Regions from separate parts of the Homo sapiens genome. Here region 1 is linked to region 2. The links are chromatin contacts, found by Hi-C or POLR2A ChIA-PET in ENCODE. All regions are on one chromosome and are shown on one strand. The core of a region is the stretch at or near the end of the contact, and the rest is flanking DNA. Distances in the headings are between cores, read along the strand shown.

The links. Hi-C counts contacts between places; a loop is a spot of excess contacts on that map. ChIA-PET counts read pairs that join two places held with the same protein, here RNA polymerase II (POLR2A). Pooled maps may share reads with other maps.
Region 1: a map of PC-9 shows a loop between it and region 2 (7-fold over the local background). The contact joins two enhancer-like sites. A Hi-C loop is called at or near these places in 10 of 168 maps with a recorded cell type or tissue (PC-9, aorta, ascending aorta and 6 more) and 8 of 50 pooled maps. POLR2A ChIA-PET finds 5 or more read pairs at or near these places in 7 of 52 experiments (AG04449, AG04450, BJ and 4 more).

Annotation. Positions count from the first base shown.
Region 1 is chr3:120,433,519-120,437,457 of GRCh38, forward strand. All of the region lies in intron 2 of FSTL1 (follistatin like 1), which reads right to left. LOC124900546 (a long non-coding RNA gene) reads right to left here. Exons shown (of 2, transcript XR_007096030.1): 1 at 1-3,939. Among named protein-coding and RNA genes, the nearest start is that of FSTL1, 16 kb to the right of the region's middle. Within about 2 kb of position 2,178, at least 8 of the 41 ENCODE cell types and tissues checked have a DNase peak (open chromatin) inside an H3K27ac peak, as active enhancers do; they include PC-9 and heart right ventricle, where a contact is called at or near this core.
Region 2 is chr3:120,467,826-120,471,738 of GRCh38, forward strand. No RefSeq gene overlaps it. Among named protein-coding and RNA genes, the nearest start is that of FSTL1, 19 kb to the left of the region's middle. RefSeq lists an enhancer at 1,983-2,904. Within about 2 kb of position 1,851, at least 6 of the 41 ENCODE cell types and tissues checked have a DNase peak (open chromatin) inside an H3K27ac peak, as active enhancers do; they include PC-9 and heart right ventricle, where a contact is called at or near this core.

The DNA of each region.
Region 1 (3,939 bases), core at 928-3,427, 34 kb before region 2:
TATACACTAAGCACAACTGGTTCTAGGTATTAGAGATCCATTGCAGAATGAGAGAGACAAAGCCCTATTCTAAAGGAGTACATGCTCTAGAGGGAGGAAGGTGAATAAACAAACAAAAATAACAAGTTCATTTCAGCCTGTGATCAGTAAGTTTAGAGGAAAATAGAGTATGTATGACAGAACTCTGGGAGAGAGGGCACCACTTAGATTGAGTGGTCAGGGAATGCTTTCTTGAGCTGGGACCTGAAGGATGAGAGCAATTCAGACGAAAGTAGAAAAGTGCAAAGGTTCTGAAGCAGGGTGGAATTTGTTACATTCCTGGAACAGAGAAAAGGCCAGTGTAGCCATAGCACTGGGTCCAAAAGCCAGAGCAGCAAGAGGTAAGCTGGGAAAAGCTGGCAAGGGGTAGAGCATGTAGGGTTTTAAAGGTACTGATAAGTCTGTATTTTATTCTTAATGCAATGGATGTCACTGGGGGGTTTTGCTCAGGGAGTGGCATGATCAGATATGTGTTTTACAAAGATTACTCAGGCTGTCCTGTACAGAAAGAGCCAGGTCGCAGGAGAGAGAAAGCGGAGAGCAGCTAGGTGCTATTGCAATAGTCCAGGCACAATGATGGCAGCTTGGCTAGGGTGGTGGCGGTGGGGACAGAGGACAGTCAATGGAGAGGTGATACATTCTGACAGTACAGAAGGCAGGACTTGCTGATAGACTGGGTATGAACAGAGAAAGTGAAAAATAAAAGAGAAAATTCCTGGGTACATAAGTTGATATCCAAAAGCCCAGCCAGTTCTGGGTAGGTGTGCACATGGCCATGCTGATGGTCCATTCTAGAGTCACTACCAAGAGGATCTTCTCTGAGACAGGCTCTGGGTCCAGACAAGTCCCTTGCCTTCCTGAGGAAACTTAGTTTATGAGGTGAGTTCAGCAAGGCCACTAAGACCTGGGGTCACATATAAATAGATCCTGTTCATGGGAAGTCTGTCCATGGAACACTAGCCTTGAAATATTTATGGCCTTTTTTGAAATGGTGTTCTGTGGTAAAATGTTTGGGAAACATTACTTATTATACTTCCTTCTAGAGTCATAAACGCACACGAACTTTGTAAAACTCTGGAACATCCTCTAACTAAAAAACCATTTAACCCAGCACATATATGGACTTCACTCACTACACACTTTGGGTCTAGGCTCTTCATGTCTCTCCCTATGGTGTTATTACCGTTCCTTGGAATTCAAGCCATAACAACAAGGAGAACAATAGCAACTACTATTTATTGAGTACTTACCTTGTGGGAGGCACCTTTGTAGACATCATCTCCCTTGCCACACACTATGTACAGGTGCCATTTTAATTTACAGCTTTAATTATCATTTGTGAGTTGTGCTTACAGAGCATACATTTACTTACAAAAAACAGCCAGGCACGGTGGCTCATGCCTATAATCCCAGCACATTGGGAGGTTGAGTCAGGGAGCTCACATGAGGTCAGGAGTTCAAGACCAGCCTGGCCAACATGGTGAAACCCCATCTCTACCAAAAATACAAAAATTAGCCGGGCGTGGTTGCAGGCACCTGTAATCCCAGCTACTTGGGAGGCTGAGGCACGAGAATTGCTTTAATCCAGGAGGCAGAGGTTGCAGTGAGCCGAGATCCTGCCACTACACTCCAGTCTGGGCGACAGAGCGAGACTCTGTCTCAAAACAAAAACAAACAAACAAAAAACAGTGATATATCTTTTCTGATCATATACATCTGCAGTGTTCACTCACAGTATTTTCTCATGAAGCACTTAACAGAAATTCTTCACTCAATTGCCTCATCTGCATTTGCTTAACCCACTAAAATTAACAGAGTTTCCCACGTGCATCACCACCTCCCTTCTTCCAGTCTTCCTCATCACTATTTTCCTCCTCCTTATTTGTTCTACCCACTTCTAGGACAAGAACCATTTGGGGACAGTTCATTACATGCTTTGAACACTCTTAGGCTTACAATTCCTAACTTTTGTCTCTTTCTCAGAGACTGTCATGACTTTCTGAATATGGCTACTGTCACATCTGAGCCCACAGACTGGCAGTCTAGAGCCTCAGCTATCTATCTGAGCCCCAAATACATGCACACACTTCAGCCTAGGCAGAGAAAAGACTTTTTCCTGGAGTCAGAGTCAAACAACAAATCACTGGAGAATGAGGAAGTCTTTACATTCCAGGCCACTGTAACATGAGTAATTTCAGTCACTACACGACAATGCCATTTACACTGGGCAAAATAATTATAGCATTACCTGGAAAATAACCCAATCAACCAACGGAAACACAGCCACTGGGGAGGAACCCAGCTTGCTCTCTAATCCACACAGCAATTCCATGGAGCAACTTAAACAGGAAATGAAGAGACTTCTATTTGATCAAATGTGTATGGGGAATTTGGAGGAAAAACGCAATTACCTAAGCTGTAAAATGACCAACATAGTGGGGTAGTCATCCTCAAGCGCTGGTTGTTTTTACAGGATTTCATATCCCTATCACAGTTTATTTTTGTAAAAAAAAAAAAGTATCTAAAATAGGACACGTAATAAACAAAAACAACCCCAACATGGTTTCTTATTATCTAGCTTATATATGTTCCTTTGTAGAAAATGAAAAAACACAAAGACTCTTCTCCAATTGTATCTGTAAGAGGAAGCGGTTAACTTTGTAACTATCCTTTAAAACAACATGGTCCACAAGTAGCTTGGGGAGTTTTATTAAGAAATAAGTCTGCAGTGAGTACTGAAATTATTATACCCAACATTTAGCCAAGACTTGAATGTCTGGCCTCTACTCAAAACATTTCCCAGTCCCATTCTCCCTTCTAGTTTCATCTCCCAAGAAAGGAGATTGAGAAACCCAAAATGGACTCACACCTGAAGTGTGTTCCTACTGGGAACTGGGGTTTTCTTTGATCACTATCAAGCCCTTGGTGCCACACAGAAAATTACCCTTCTGTGGAACAGGAGGCAGACACCAATTAATGCATAAAGTGAATGTCTTTCTCCTTAAAATAAATAGCTAAACCAGAAAATCTGCATCTCTGCATGTGGCTGTCAGCAAGACCAAGGCCACATAGGATAAGAAAGGAAAGAAAATAGAAAATGTCAAGGAGGGAAAACTAGAGGAAGGGGAACAAAGCACAAACAGACACATTCCTGAAAGACTGCTGGGACTCTAGGGAGAAGCCAGGTGAATTTCCTGCTTCTGATATAGGACTCAGCCTGTCCCTGTAGCACCATAATTATAGCACATAGTGCAAAACCAGGGATGGTGGTGCCCTGGGAGAAGCGAAGCTGCGTGCTCCGAGTATTTGTGAATGACTGGCAAGCATACATCTGCCTCCATCCCAAAGCAAGTTTTGTGAGCTCGGCTGGGCCACCAAGAAGCCATGCTGGGCCCTCCTGGTAGGGACCCTGACAGTAAAGGGAACTCAGTATGTCTGAGTCTTTGCTCAGGGTGAGCATCTGTATTTCTGTTTCAATAGTGTTTAGCCTCTCTGATAGAAATTCCACTGTATCAATTTCACACTACAGTTTAGGTGAGCCAGGTATATGTGTGAAGGGGATCAGAAATTTCTCGGACCATCTTTGAGGTCCCGTCCATTTTCTTTTTCTCTGTCACAAATGTTATGCCACAAACTACAAACTTGGGCCCTCTCAATAGCTAAAAATACATGTAATTAGCCCAACCCTTACAGAAGCTAATAGGATATGTTGGCTGTGGGATTAGGGAGGGAAAACCTATGTCTTATTTTTGGAATATGGTAGGGAATGAGTGAATGAATGACATGCACTTATTAAATTCATTAACAGGCAAACTTCACACCATAAAAATAAGCACTGGTTTATGTGCCTAGGCTTAGAAAGAAATCAGGGCAGTATAACATAAGTCAAACACTAAACTA
Region 2 (3,913 bases), core at 601-3,100:
TTTTTTTTTCTGTATTTTCCAAAATGTTCATGATTAATAATGAATGCGTATTACTCTTACACCAAGAAAAGTCATCCTAGAATCTACTAAGAGGTCGGTGAAATTGGCTATTCGATCATTGCTGATCTTGATGGAAGGTGTTTGAGTGACAGTGATAGATGGCAGACTGCATGAGTGGAGGAGTGACTGGAAAGTGGGGGAGCAAAGCTATGTGTGGATGAGAATTTGAAAAGGGAGCTGGGTCTTTTGAAGCCTTTTTTAGGGTAGGAGAAGATGTGGGTGTATTTATAGGTGGGGAGGAAGTAGCTCTTGGAAGGGTGAGATTCAAAATAAAGACAAGAGAGCAAGGCCTGGGAAGAGGTATGAGGGATCAGGTTTGAGGCCCACGTAGGGGAAGGTTACCCCGGTACAGGAGGGCTGAAAGCTCTGCCTCTGGGACAGGCAAGAAGGAGGGAAGTTAGGGCCATGATAGTTAAGTTTAGAGGAAGAGGGGAGAGAAGTTAAGGAGTTGCTGTCTGACAGCATATTTTCTTTGGGAAAAATGATCTCAACTGCTGAGATTGAGGCAGACAACTGAAGAAAGGGCTTATGGAGAGAGTGTGGAGCTGTCAACATGAAGAATAAAAAAGAGTATTAAATGGGGATCAGTGAAATCATTGCCAGTTAGGGATGACGGTCAAGGTGGAGAGAAAATGGGGATAGAGAGAGAGCCGTGAGTTAATAAAGGTTTTTGAAGTGGGGAGCAGTGTCATGACAAAGGGATTTTAGGAAATTTTAAAAAGTGGTGGTATACCAGATGGTAGAAATTAGCTTTCTCACATTCTAGGGTGATTGGTAATGGCATGGAGGAGAGATGTCCAGCAGGGACCTTTTGAAGGAAGACCATCTGCACCTTTATAATAAGGAAGATGCCTGGAAGGCAGCAGGAGCTTCTTGGGACTCCTTTGCATTTTGTTGTTGCCGGTGTTGCCTAGGAAAGTTCTGCACCTTGGTGATAAAAACTGGTTCTGGTTTCCATTTTTCCCATACTTGTGAGCCGACCTCATAGTGTTACTTTGGAGACACCAGCACGAGCCAGCTGTCCCCCCTCCTCAGAGATCTGAGTTTCAGCTACGTGGGTCCCTCCTCTGAGTTCAGAGGCACCAGCAGTGACAAAGAGCCCCCAGCCTGGCTTCAGCTCAGCAGGGCCTCCCTTCTAAGCTTCTAGATCCAGATCATGCTGCCTCTTCCCTTAGTTCCCCTAGCCCTGGGAATGGTGGCTGCTTCTTGCAATTACATGTATTCACACTTTACCTGGATAGTCTTCCAATACCTGTTTAACCAGTTTCTTAAGTTAAATTCTTTCTGAAAAAAAATTAACTGGTTTGGCTTTTGTTTTGAGACAGGGTCTTGCTCTTGTTGCCCAGGTTGGAGTGAAGTGGCATGATCTCGGCTCTCTGCAACCTCTGCCTTCTGGACTCAAGCAGTCCTTTCACTTCTGCCTCCCATGTAGCTGGGACTACAGGTTGCACCATCATGCCCAATTAATCTTTGTATGTTTTGTAGAAACAGGGTTTTGCCATGTTGCCCAGGCTGGTCCTGAACTCCTGGGCTCAAGCAATCCCCCCGTCTCAGCCTCCCAAAGTGCTGGGATTAGAAGCATGAGCCACTGTGCCTGGCCTGTTTTCTTGATTAAACCCTTATTATTAGCGTCACTTAGTTTTCTAGGGCTGCCGGACCAAGTACTGGGTTACTTAAACAGTAGAAATTTATTGTGTAGCAGCTAGAAGCTTGAAATTATCAAGAGACATTGGAACCAGGGTGATTCCATCTTGAATAAGGGTTGAGTGAAAAGAGGGTGAGACCTGCTGGGCTGCATTCCCAAGATGTTACACATTCTTACAGGATGAGATAGAAGGTCAGTAGAACTGGTTTCACAAGATAAGTCACAAAGACACCGCTAATAAAACAGAATGTGGTAAAGAAGCCAGCCAAAGCCCACCAAAACCAAGATGGTGACAAAAATGACTTCTGGTTGTCCTCACTGCTCATTATATTATAATTATAATGCATTATCATGCTAAAAGACACTCACCAGCGCCATGACAGTTTACAAACGCCATGGTAATGTCTGGAAATTACCTTATATGGCCTAAAAAGGGAAGGAACCCTCAGCTCCAGGAACTCCCCACCCCTTTCCTGGAAAACTCATGAATAATCCATCCCTCGTTTAGCATATAATCAAGAGATAACCATAAGTGTACTCAGTCAAACAGCCCATGCCACTGCTTTGCCTATGGAGTGCCCATCCTTTTATTCCTTTACTTTGAATAATCTTGCTTTCACTTTACTCTGTTGGCTCACACTTGAATTCCTTCCTGCACAAAGCCAAGAACCCATGTGGCTCCCAGGCCGAACTCCAATTGTGAGGTCCACCCTGTGACAAAAATCACAGTATAAGCAGGGTTGGTTCCTTCTGAGGGCTGTGAGGGAGGAATCTGTTTCAGGCCTCCATCCTTGGCTTATAAATGGCAATCTTCTTCCTGTGTCTCCATGTTCCATTTCTACCTGTCTCCAAATTTCCCCTTTTCATAAGGACACCAGTCATATTAGATTAGTGCTCACCCAAAAAACCTCACTTCAACTAGATCACCTCTGGAAAGACCCTATGTCTAAATAAGATTACAGTTTGAGGTACTGGGGTTTAGGACTTTAACATATAAATATTGGGGAGTGAATGGGCATAATTCAATCCGTAACATCCACCTTCAGCCCGTAATGAACAGAAATTAGAGAAAACTGTGCTTAAATTAACCACTTCTAGGTTGGTGTACTTGGGCAAGTAGCTTAATCTCTCAAAGCCTCCATTTTAATCCTTTATAAAATGGATATGGTAATTCTTATTTCAAAGATTAGATAGTACTTTTTTTTAATTCCAAATTCTTCTCTTTCTCCTTTTTTATTTTCCAGGAGAAGGTAGAACACGTTGCTCCTCCTCTTGCCCTGCTCACTCTCTTATTCTTACTCTATTTAGATTAAAAAGAAAATAAAGTTTGTTTGCTCATAATTTACTTTGAGCCTTGACTGACAAGGGCTGTACTGATCTCTGGAAATCCATACCTCCACTCCCAGCTCTGCAACCTCTCATTCTAATTTAAGTGCTATCATCAGGGCTTCCTCCCTGCCTGCCTTTGCTCTGTAACTCATTTCTCTCTTCCCTTTGGCACAACCCAGGCGTGGGCTCTATTAGAAACACCTCTTTGCCAAGCAAATCCTGGCCAAGTTTCTCATTGCTAACTGCACTCCTGCCTCTCCATGGAGAGTGCTTTTCCACACACCACGTTGTTTAGAAAGCCTTGTTCCTGGAAGCTGACAAGCTGTGAGTTGCTTAAAATGTAGTAATTTACCTGTGAATAACAAAACTAAATATAGTCATGCAATATACAGTATTTGGAAACAGAAGAGCATTGTTTAAACAAGATTTTGAATAGTTCCCTCCTTAGGAATATGGTAAATGGCCTCAGCAAAATCTGTATTTTATATTTTGAAAAGAAATAGGATTTTTTCTCAAATTTTAATGTGAATAGGAATTACCTGGGCATCTTGTTAAATGCAGCTTCTGATTCAAAAGTTCTGGGGTAGAGCAAAAGATTGGTCTGTGCATCTAAAATTTTCCCAGGTGATGTTGCTATATCTGCCCACCAACAACACTTTGAATAGCAGAGCTTCAGAGATCATAGGACAGAGCTTCTCAATCCTGACTACACATTAGAATCATCGGGAGTTCTTTTAACAAATATCAATGCCTGGTTTCCAACATCCAGAGGTTCTGATTTAATTAATCTGTGATCTGAGTCTTACACTCAGGTTACTGTCTTTTTTTAAAGTGATTCTAATATGCAGCCCAGGTGGAGAATCATTGCTCTAGTCCATT